2 separate regions of the Homo sapiens genome follow, and region 1 is linked to region 2. A link is a contact called in ENCODE Hi-C or POLR2A ChIA-PET data. All regions are on one chromosome and are shown on one strand. The core of a region is the stretch at or near the end of the contact, and the rest is flanking DNA. Distances in the headings are between cores, read along the strand shown.

Region 1 (6,256 bases), core at 3,361-5,860, 780 kb after region 2:
AAGTAGCTGGGATTACAGGCGCCCGCCACCACACCCAGCTAAATTTTTTGTATTTTTTAGTAGAGACGGGTTTTCGCCTGTTGGCCAGGCTGGTCTTGAACTCCTTACCTTGTGATTCACCTACCTCGGCCTCCCAAAGTGCTGGGATTATAAGCGTGAGCCTCCGCGCCTGGCCCACCAAGCTCTTAATTGCACATAAAAGGGTTTCTGGTCCCAGCTTCTTGACTCACCAGTTTCCCCCAGCCTGGGGGGAAGTTTGGGCCCCAATGCTGATAATTCTTTGGGGTCCTTGCTGCTAGCATCCCTGCCTTCAATCATGACCGCAGCTCACTCTGCTCTGAGATGCTCCTACTCTACATGCTTATTTCTGGGAAACTCCACCCAGCCCTTGGAAGGAAACACTCCCCTTCAAGTCTCTTACACTGCTCCTCCTTCCTGGCTTAGAGTGTGGCCCGAGATCCTGAGATATCTGGTCATCTGTTAACACAGCCGGAAAGAGGACCTGGGTCTCTGAGCTCAGGAGGCAGTGGGCACCAAGTCTCCTCTGCAAAGCTGATTTCTGTCCAAGGTGACTGAAACACAAAGCAACAGAGAACGGAATCTCAGATCCCTGTACTGACACCCCCACCGCCACTCTCTGCTTCTCACAGCTTAGCATGAAAAGTGCTCTTGGCTTCTCACGATGAAGTGGTGGACATTTCAACCGAGGAAATGATTTGTGTGACTCTTTTCTTGGACACCGAGGACAATGACATTTCCCAACAGCTTTCATTCATCTCCCCAGCTAGGTAGCTACTTGTAGTTTTAATGTGGCCAACAAGCATATGAAAAAAAAATCTTTACATCACCGGTCACTAGAGAAATGCAAATCAAAACCATAATGAGATTCCATCTCACATCAGTCAGAATGGCTATTACTACAAAGCCAAAAAATAACAGATGCTGGGGGCAGGGGGTTGCAGAGAAAACGGAATCCTTATACACTGTTGGTGGGGGGTGTAAATTAGTTCAACCATGGTGAAAAGCAGTGTGGCGATTCCTTAAAGAGCTAAAAACAGAACTACCATTTGACCCAGCAACCTGATTATAGAGTATTCATCCAAAGGAATATAAATCATTCTACCATAAAGACACACACATGAGAATATTTATCGTAGCACTATTCACAATAGCAAAGACATGGAATCAACCTAAATGCCCATCAATGATAGACTGGATAAAGAAAATGTGGTACAGATACACCATGGAATACTGTGCAGCCATGCAAAAGAACAAGATCACGTCCTTTGTAGGAACATGGATGGAGCTGGGGTCCATTATCTTAAGCAAACTAACGTAGGAACAGAAAACCAAATACCACATGTTCTCACTTATAAGTGGGAGCTAAATGATTTGAACACACGGACACATAGAGGGGAACAACACACACTGGGGCCTATTGGAGGCTGGAGGGTAGGAGGAGTGAGCGGATCAGGAAAAATAACTAATGAGTACTAGGCCTAATACCTGGGTAACAAAAATAATCTGTAGAACAAACTCCCGTGACACAGGTTTACCTGTGTAACAAACCTGCACATGTACCCCTGAACGTAAAATGATATTTTAAAAAAATGAATACAGGCCAGGTGCGGTGGCTCCTACTTGTAATCCCAGCACTTTGGGAGGCCGAGGCAGACAGATCACCTGAGGTCAGGAGTTCAAGACCAGTCTGGCCAACATGGTGAAACCCTGTCTCTACTAAAAATACAAAAATTGGCTGGGCGTGAGGGTGGGTCTCTGTAGTCCCAGCTACTCGGGAGGCTGAGGCAGGAGAATCACTTGAACCCAGGAGACGGAGGTTGCAGTGAGCCAAGATCACACCATTGCACTCCAGCCTGGGCAACAGAGAGAGATTCCATCTCAAAAAAGGAAAAAAATATCCAATCCACTGTTGATGGGCACCTAGGCTGATTCCACATCTTTGCTATTGTGAGTAGTGCTGCAGTAAACACACAAGTGCATGTGTCTACCTAGTAGAATAACGTATTTTCTTTTGGGTAGATACCCACTGATAGGATTGCTGGGTCAAATGGTAGCTCTGTTTAAAGTTCTTTGAGAAATCTCCAAACTGCTTTCCACAGTGGCTAGACCAATTTACATTCTCACCAGCAGTGTTCCCTTTTCTCTGCAATTTTACCAGTATTTGGTTGTTTTTTTTTTTTTTCACTTTTTAGTAACAGCCATTCTGACGGGTGTGAGATGGAATCTTATTGTGGTTTTGACTTGCATTTGTCTGATGATTAACGAAGAGGAACATTTTTTCATTTGTTTGTTGGCTGCTTCCCTATTCAATAAATGTTCGTGGGATAACTGGCTAACCATGTGCAGAAGAATGAACCGGGACCCTGACCTTTCACCATGTACAAAAATTAACTCGAGATGAATTACAGATTTAAATGTAAGACCTCAAAGTATTAAAATCTTAGAAGAAAACCTAAGAAACATCCTTCTTGACATCAGCCTTGGCAAATAATTTTTGGCAAATCCCAAAAACCAATTACAACAAAAACAACAGAGTGAGACTCTTTCTCATATTTATATTGAGTATCACAGTCTTCTAAATAATTCCAATGTATTGAAATATAATGCCCTAATCCTGATATTTGTTGTTTTAGGTCACTATGTTTTGGTGGGGGGCTGACTTGTTACATAGTAATAGACAACTATTACACAGGCTTAAGCACTTAATAAATATCTTTTTTTTTTTTTTTTTTGAGACAGAGTCTCACTCTGTCACCCAGGCTGGAGTGCAGTGGTATGATCTCAGCTCACTGCAACCTCCACCTCCCGGGTTCAAGCAAAGCTCCTGCCTCAGCCTCCCTAGTAAAGTAGCTGGGACTACAGGCATGCACCATCATACCCGGCTAATTTTTGTATTTTTAGTAGAGACGAGGTTTCACCATGTTGGCCAGGCTGGTCTTGAACTCCCAACCTCAAGTGATCCTCCCGCTTCGGCCTCCCAAAGTGCTGGGATTACAGGTGTGAGTCCTTTTTTTTTTTTTTTTTCTTAAGATACAGGGTCTCACTCTGTTGCCCAAGATGGAGTGCAGTGTGCCTGGCCTTAATAAGTACCTTTTGAAAGCACAAATGAACTATACAATTGGAGTTTATCATACAGAAGCACAGTCCGACTGGGACCCAACTGTGTCAGCGTCACTCCCAGATACCTTGCCTATCAGCACTTCCTTATGACAACCACGTTAAAATCATATGTTACCTGTTCATGAAATAAATCGCAATTAAAGGACAACTGCTCAAGTTCTAGCCAACTTCTTGGGGGTGAGTCTGGGGAGAAGTTTAGAAGCAATATTTCTGACAAATAAATAGCGATATCGTGTGGTACTAGTGTTGATCGTGTTTGTCATTTATTCAGAAATGTTTACTGAACCGGCTGGGGGTGATGGCTCATACCTATAATCCCAGCAGTTTGGGAGGCTGAGACGGGCAGATCACTTGAGACCAAGAGTTTGAGACTAGCCTGGCCAACATGGCGAAACCCCGTCTCTACTAAAAATACAAAAACTAGCTAGGCGTGGTGGCACACACCTGTAATCCTAGGTACTCAGGAGGCTTAGGCACGAGAATCTCTTGAGCCCGGGAGACAGAGGTTGCAGAGAGCCAAGACTGCACCACTGTACTCCAGCCTGGGCGACAGAGTGAGATGAAAAGAAAGGAAGAGAGAGAGAGAGAGAGAAAGAGAGAGACAGAGAGAGAGAGAAAGAAGAAAGAAGGAAAGAAAGAGAGAGAAGAAAGAAAAAGAAAGGAAGGAAGGAAGAAAGAAAGAAAAAAGAAAGAAAAAGAGAGAAAGAAAGAAGAAAGAAAGGGAGGAGGGAGGAAGGAAGAAGGGAGAGATGGATGGAGGGAGGGAGGAAGGAAGGAAGGAGAGCTAGAGATAGAAGAAGAAAGAAAGAGGAAAAAAGAGAAAGAAAGAAAGGGAAAGGAAAGGAAAGGAAGGAAAAAAGAAAGAGCAAAAACAAAAGGAGGGGAGTGGAGGGGGATCACGCCACTGCACTCCAACCTGTTGACAGAGTGAGACTCCATCTAAAAAAAAAAAATGCTATTTTATATTTTATTTTTTGAGATAGTCTCACTCTGTTGCCCAGGCTGGAGTGCAGTGGCGCAATCTTGGCTCACTGCAACCTCCACCAACCAGGTTCAAGTGATTATCTTGCCTCAGCCTCCCATGGAGCTGAGACTACAGGCGTGTGCCACCATGCCTGGCTACATATTTTGTATTTTTAGTAGAGATGGGGTTTCGCCATGTTGGCCAGGCTGGCCTCAAACTCATGGCCTCAAGTGATCCACCCACCTCGGCTTCCCAAAGTGCTGGGATTACAGGTGTGAGCCACCGCGTCCAGGCTAAAAATGCTGTTTTAAACACTGGGAAGCACAGGAAAAGATGCTCAACATTATTGGTCATTAGAGAGGGGAAGGAAGGGGCGGGGGAGGGGAGAGAAGGAGAAATATTTACTGAATTATGTCTAGGCTCTCTTCAAGCAGGTGTCTTAGATGGGTCTCCAGAAGCAGATTGAGATAAAGAGCCTGGTGTTGGGCCTATTGTTAAGTGTGAGCCTTAATCGGAGAGGGGGTGCGGTTCACTGGGAACCTCTAGAGGACAGTGTAGGGAATGCACTGAGTTATTCCAGGAAAAGGGCTGGAGGGTGGGGGGTTGAAGGATTCATCTGCCAGCAACCATCAGTCCTTGGTTAAGAACCAATCAATGAGAGGTTAATTTCCCAACACTTCTGGGCTTGTCTGAGAGGCAGAGTGAGATCCAGCTACAGGAAGCTCTGCAGCAAAGAGACGTTGGCAGTTGGAAGACAGGATAGTAAATATTGCAACAGCAATATGCAAAGAGTTACAGGCAGAGCTCTAACAGAATCTACTATAATTGAATAAACAGAACAAGAACAGACAGGACAAAAGAGATCTCTCTGCCTTATGGAACTTGCAGCTCGATGAAGAAGACAAACGATAAAGGATTGCGTACCCTATCTGCTTTCAATAAACTAGGAAACAAACACTCTCTCAGAGCAATAAAATGCTATGACAAAAACTGATCATGGGATAAAAATTATCTGGGATGGGGGGCTGTTTAGATAGAGGAGGAAGAGCTTGGATGAAAAGGTGCCATTTCAGCCAATCCTGGAATCAGATGAGACTCAGTCACAAAAGAGCTGGGAGAAAAGCATTCCAAGCACAGGGAACCGCAAATCCAAAGGCTGTGAGAGAAGAACAGAGAGTCTATTAGGGAATCAGAATTGAGCCCAGGGCGGCCAAGTGCAGAGAGGGAGGGAGAGCAGCTGGGAAGGAGGTTTGAGGGGTCTGCAGGGATCAGTGGTGCCGAGTCCCTTATGCTAAGAGATAAATGTTTGTAGCAGGATCTTATTGGGAGACATTCACTGAGGTTTCCTTCAGCTCCCACCCCCTTGCACTTCCATGTGCCCCCATCGCTTTCAGAAAAAAAAGAAGCGCCTCCTATATGCACAGCAGAGAGGGCAGGCAGAGCTCATTCAATGAGCACACGTTAGAATTCTTGGCCAGGCGCAGTGGCTCACGCCTGTAATCCCCAACTCTTTGGGAGGCCGAGGCAGGCAGATCAGGAGGTCAGAAGTTCGAGACCAGCCTGACCAACATGGCAAAACCCCGTCTCTGCTAATAATACAAAAATCAGCCGGGCGTAGTGGCACGCGCTTGTAATCCCAGCTACTCCAGAGGCTGAGGCAGGAGAATGGCTTGAACCCAGGAGGCGGAGGTTGCAGTGAGCCGAGATTGTGCCACTGTACTCCAGCCTGGGTGACAGAGCAAGACTCTGTCTCAAAACAAAAAACAAAACAAAACAAAGAAACAAAAAGAATTCTTGCCGGACAGGCATGGTGGCTCACACCTGTAATCCCAGAACTTTGGGAGGCTAAGGCAGGCAGATCACTTGAAGCCAGGAGTTCGAGACCAGCCTGGACAACATGGTGAAACCCCATCTCTACTGAAAATACAAAAATCAGCCATGCGTGGTGGTGTGCACCTGTAATCTCAGCTACTCAGGAGGCTGAGGCAGGAGAATCATTTGAATCCGGGAGGCAGAGGTCACAGTGAACCGAGATCACACCACTGCACTCTAGCCTGGGTGACAGAGTGAGACTCTGTCTCAAAAAAAAAAAAAAAATTGTTGCCATTGATTTCCAAGATACACAAATAACAGTCTCAAAAGACCTTTTGA
Region 2 (5,683 bases), core at 338-2,837:
ACCCAGGCTGGAGTACAGTGGTGCAATCATAGCTAAAGTGCAACCTCACCTCAAACTCCTGGGCTCAAGCAATCCTCCTGCCTCAGCCTCCTGAGTAGTTGGGACTACAGGCCTATGCCACTGCAATCAGCTATATATATTTGTAGAGACAGGGTCTCACTATGTTGCCCAGGCTGGTCTCAAACTCCCGGCCTCAAGAGATCTGCCCTCCTCGGCTTCACAAAGTGCTGGGATTGCAGGTGTAAACCACCACACTCGGCCTGATTTGTGGTACTTTGTTGCAACATTGCTAGAAAACAAATGCAGTTAGTTTAAGAAATGTCAGCAACCTACAAAACCTACAAAGTGTCCCAGTACATCCTCTCAAGTTTACAATTGACCATGTGTTCTGGCCAAGGGACCCTGGGCTAGAACTGGAGAAAAGGATGAAGGATTTAGATTGCATGGATTCACTTACTGGGTATCAGCATGATGACAATAATGATGATGACAACCGAGATTTATTATCTGAACAATGCTAACTCCTTTATATGCACAATCTCAATAAGTGTTAAGCAACACCCCTACAAGGTAGGTGCAGAAGTAATTGTGGTTTTGCCACTGAAAGTAACAGCAGGCTGCGCATGGTGGCTCACACCTGTATTCCCAGCACTTTGGGAGGCCGAGGCGGGCAGATCACAAGGTCAGTAGATCGAGACCATCCTGACCAACATGGTGAAACCCCCTCTCTACTAAAAATACGAAAATTAGGCCGGGCACAGTGGCTCATGCCTGTAATCCCAGAACTTTGGGAGGCTGAGGTGGGCGGATCATGAGGTCAGGAGATCAAGACCATCCTGGCTAACATGGTGAAACCCCATCTCTACTAAAAATACAAAAAATTAGCCGGACATGTTGGCGGGCACCTGTAGTCCCAGCTACTCGGGAGGCTGAGGCAGGAGAATGGCCTGAACCCGGGAGGCGGAGCTTGCAGTGAGCCAAGGCCACGCCACTGCACCCCAGCCTGGGTGACAGAGCGAGACTCCTCCTCAATTTAAAAAAAAATACAAAACTTAGCCAGGCGTGGTGGCCCACACCTGTAGTCCCAGCTACTTGGGAGGCTGAGGCAGGAGAATGGCGTCAACCCGGGAGGCGGAGTTTGCGTGAGCCGAGATCGCCCCACTGCACTCCAGCCTGGGTGACAGAGCGAGACTCTGTCTCAAAAAAAAAAAAAAAAAAAAAAAAAAGTTTGTAATTTAAAAGTTTGAGCATCACTGGGCTAGATGGGGGTCCTGTAGATAACCGGGACCCAAATAGGCTTTAGGTACAGAGATACAGGAGAACCAGATTTGGGGTGCCGCTCTAGCCACTGTGTCCAGGAGGGAACCTTCCCAACCGCCCTAAAAGCTCTGAAAACTACAGTTAGAGAAGTGGCCACTAGGTGGCAATAATGTCATTTCACAAATTGGATTTAAAACGCTTTTTTTTTTTTTTTTTTTTTTTGGTTTTTGGTTGTTTTTTTTTTTTCCCCGGAAACTTGTATTCTAGCTGTGAACTGGCCCAGGTCCATGGCCCTTAGGTGTAATCTCCCCCTGGAAGGGCACAACAGGTGCAAAGTTTCCATGATGAGAAGGAGCCTGTGTTGTTTAAAGAAATCACGGAGACTGGTGTGGCCTGAGCCCAGAGTGACAGGGAAGCTGGGTTTGCAGGGGGCCCGTGGAGGGCACTGGGAGTAACACGGTGTGTGGACCACGGGGAGTGGGACCATGACAAGGTTTAAGGAGGATAGGGGGTGGGGCTGTGCTTCAGAACGAACCTGCCAGTTATCCATGCCATAGATCTGGAGTCAGCAAACTTTTTCTGTCAAGGTCCAGGTCGTCAATATTGTCAGCTTTAGGGACCTTACCATCTCCGTTGCAATGACTGAACTCTGCTGCTGTCTGGCGAAAGCAGCCATAGATGAGACATCAACGAATGGGCTTGGCTGTGTTCCACTAAAACTTTGTTTATAAACACAGAAGCTTCCATTTCATATCATAGTACATGTCATACCTTGTAGCCTTTGGGTTTGTTTTCAACCACTTTTAAAATGTTAAAACTACTCTAGGCCAGGTGCATTCACTCATGCCTGTAATCCCAGCACTTTGAGAGGCCAAGGGAGGAGGATTGCTTGAAGCCAGGAGTTCGAGACTGGAGTGGGCAACATAGTGAGACCTCCCCCATCTCTACAAAAATTTTTTAATTAGCTGGGCATGGTGGTGCATGCCTGTAGTCTCAGCTACTCAGGAGGCTGAGGAAGGAGGATCACTTAAGCCCAGGAGGTCAAGGCTGCAGTGAGCTATGATTGCACCACCGCACTCCAGCCTGGGGGATAGAGTAAGACCACTGTCTCTAAAAAACTTAAAAAATAAATAAATAAATAAAAATAAATGCAAAACTATTTTTATTTCAAGGGCTGGATTTAGCCTATGGGCCATAGGTTGCCAATCCTCGTATAGATGGATGGGAGTGACAAGAGTTAAGGGGACCAAGAAAGACCAAAAAGTGAGAGGTGAAGTGGGCTGAAAACCATCAGAAGATAAGGAGCTGGTGCCACAGGACCTTTGCAAATGCTGTTCCCTCTTCCTGACCCCTCCTGAGTAAATTCCTGCTTGGCATTGAGATTTCAGCACAAACTCCACTTCCTCAAGGAAGCCTCCCCTAACCTCCATCCCTTGCCCAGCTACATCAGTTGCCCTAATGTTACACTCGCTATCCCCTCTCTCATCATCACTCATCATTAGTGATCTCTTCATCACTGCAGTGGTTTTGTGGGGTCTTTTGTTTTGTTTTGAGACAGAGTCTTGCTCTGTCTCCCAGTCTGGAGTGCAGTGGGGCGATCCCGGCTCACTGTAACCCCCACCTCCTGGGTTCAAATGGTTCTCCTGCCTCAGCCTCCCGAGTAGTTGGGATTACAGGCACGCATCACCATGCCTGGCTAATGTTTTGTATTTTTAGTAGAAACGGGGTTCACCGTGTTTGCCAGGCTGGTCTCGAACTCCTGGCCTCAAGTGATCCACCTGCCTCAGCCCCCCAAAGTTCTGGGATTACAGGTGTTAGCTGCTGCACCCGGCCTCCTCACTGCAGTGGTTTTATATTAGTTTGTGTAACCCTTTGATTAATGTCTGTTTCACCCATTTGACTGAGCTGGGAGCTGGGACCTGAAATAGTGTTATCTTGTTTATCTTTGCACCTCTGTGCCCCTATGATTAGTACGGTAGCCACTCAATGTATGTTTTCTGGCCACGCACCGTGCCTCACACCTGTAATCCCAGCACTTTGGGAGGTGAAGGCGGGCAATCACCTGAGGTCAGGAGTTCAAGACCAGCCTGGCCAACCACGGCCAACGTGATGAAGCCCCATCCCTACTAAAAATACAAAAATTAGCCAGGCGTGGTTGCACGTGCCTGTAATCCCAGCTACTCAGGAGGCTGAGGCAGGAGAATCGCTTGAACCCGGGAGGCAAAGGTTGCAGTGACCCAAAATCATGACACTGCACTCCAGCCTGGGCGACAGAGCAAGACTCTTGTCTCAGAAGAAAAAAAAAAACAAAAAACACTTTTTTTCTTTATTTTAATTTAATCTTATTTTATTTTATTTATTTTATTTTTTGAGATGGACTCTCACTTTGTCGCCCAGGCTAAAGTGTAGTGGTGTGATCTTGGCTCACTGCAACCTCCGCTTCCCGTGTTCAAGTTATTCTCCTGCCTCAGTCTCCCAAGTAGCTGGGACTACAGGTGCCCGCCACCATGCCCAGCTAATTTTTCTATTTTTAGTAGAGGCGGGGTTTGACCATGTTGGCCAGGCTGGTCCCGAACTCCTGACCTCAAATAATCCACCCACCTCAGCCTCCCAAAGTGCTGGGATTATAGGCATGAGCCACCGCACCCAGCCACAAAATATATTTTCTGAATGAATGAATGAATGAGGCAGTGTGATGGAAAGGTTTTAGGAATACCGGATGGGGCAGCCAAAGTAGGCTGCTGAGTTGGAACAAAGATACCTGCAGTCAAGGTTAAGTGAGAGATGCACTCCTCCTTTGATATCCCCAACCTTCAGTTATGCCTGTCCCACACTCAGGTGCCTTGTGGGACTGGGACTCTGCTGAAATTAAGAAGCCAGGGGCCTCATCCCACAGAGCAAAACCAGCAAGATGGCGGGACTCCTTAATTCAGCAACAACAAAAGACAGAAAATAATCTGGAAATTCTCTAAAATCTTAGCAAGCATGCTGGAAGAGGTTTGAGCCAATCTTATCCAGTAAATTTTTTTTTTTTTTTTTTTTGAGACAGGGTCTCGCTCTGTCGCCCAGGCTGGAGTGCAGTGGTGTGATCATGGCTGAATGCAGCCTCGACCTCCTGGGCTCAAGCAATCCTCCCACCTCAGCCTCCTGAGTAGCTAGGGCTATAGGCACGCACCACCACACATGGCTAATTTTTTTTACTTTTTTATAGAGACGAGGACTCACTATGTGGCCTATTCCGGTCTTGAACTCCTGGCCTCAAGCCATCCTCCCACCTTGGCTCCCAAACCGCTGGGATTACAGGTGTAAGCCACTGCACACGGCCCAAGCCTATATTAAGAGTACAAGAACAGACCGGGCACAGTGGCTCACGCCTGTAATCCCAGCACTTTGGGAGGCCAAGATGGGTATATTACCTGAGGTCAGGAGTTCGAGACCAGCCTGGCCAACATGGTGAAGCCCCCATCTCTACTAAAAATACAAAAACTAGCCAGGCGTGGTGGCATGCACCTGTAGCTCCAGCTACTCAAGGCTAAGGCAGGAGAATCGCTTGAACCTGGGAGGCGGAGGTTGCAGTGAGCCAAGATTGTGCCACTGCACTCCAGCCTGGGTGACACAGCAAGATTCTGTCTCAAAAAAAAAAAAAAAAAAAAGTACAAGAACACTTCCTTCTCTCCATGTGAAATTTTATTGGGTGATTCAAAGCAAATCTGGAGATTCGGGAACTGAGGCTCAGAGACGAAAAGTGACCACCCCAAGGCCACATGCCAGATCTGGGGCAGAGTGGGGGAATCCAGCCCAGGCTGGTGTGACCTCAAAACCCAGCCTCTCCCTCCCTCATGATGCTGGTAGCCTCCCAGGTGGGTGACTTGCCCAAGGTCACACTGCAGCTTGGAGCAACTCAAGGCCTGTCCCGGGAGGAGGGAGCAGCCCCTGTGTGGGACTCTGGGGAGTGAAAAGCGGACAAGCCAGCAGGAGTGGCCACTTTCTGGAAAGTGTAAGAAAGATTCACTAAGATTTGGGCTGAAGTTCGCAGAGATGGATTGGGACAATCCTCCCAACTGTCCATTTGCCAGGAACTTGGCAGGAAATGGAGGTGGTTTTGTTTGTGTAAACCTTTGTGGCTGGGGATCCCAAAGGCATCCCTCACCTTTAATGATTTGCTAGAAAGACTCACAGAACTCAGTAATGTTATTATACTCATGGTTTATTGCAGTAAACAGATACAGATTAAAATCTGCAAAGGGCCAGCCACAGTGGCTTATGCCTATAATCCCAACACTTTAAGTGAGAGATGCACTCCTCCTTTGATACCCCCAACCTTCAATTATGCCTGTCCCACACTCAGGTGCCTTGTGGGACTGGGACTCTGCTGAGGCAGGAGGATCACTTGAAGCCAGAAGTTCGAGATCAGCCTGGGCAA

Evidence for each region. A loop is a pair of places that touch in the nucleus more often than their neighbours do. ChIA-PET counts read pairs that join two places held with the same protein, here RNA polymerase II (POLR2A). Pooled maps may share reads with other maps.
Region 1: a loop to region 2 is called in a pooled map, with 2.8 times the contacts of the local background. The contact joins two enhancer-like sites. A Hi-C loop is called at or near these places in 1 of 50 pooled maps. POLR2A ChIA-PET finds 5 or more read pairs at or near these places in 3 of 52 experiments (MCF 10A, activated CD4-positive, alpha-beta T cell and activated CD8-positive, alpha-beta memory T cell).

What each region holds. Positions count from the first base shown.
Region 1 is chr19:15,864,586-15,870,841 of GRCh38, forward strand. It overlaps the pseudogene CLEC4OP. Among named protein-coding and RNA genes, the nearest start is that of CYP4F2, 30 kb to the right of the region's middle. RefSeq lists a silencer at 294-588. Within about 2 kb of position 4,611, at least 4 of the 41 ENCODE cell types and tissues checked have a DNase peak (open chromatin) inside an H3K27ac peak, as active enhancers do.
Region 2 is chr19:15,090,629-15,096,311 of GRCh38, forward strand. It overlaps OR1I1 (olfactory receptor family 1 subfamily I member 1), which reads left to right. Exons shown (of 2, transcript NM_001004713.2): 2 at 1-2,342. Among named protein-coding and RNA genes, the nearest start is that of OR1I1, 11 kb to the left of the region's middle. Within about 2 kb of position 1,588, at least 2 of the 41 ENCODE cell types and tissues checked have a DNase peak (open chromatin) inside an H3K27ac peak, as active enhancers do.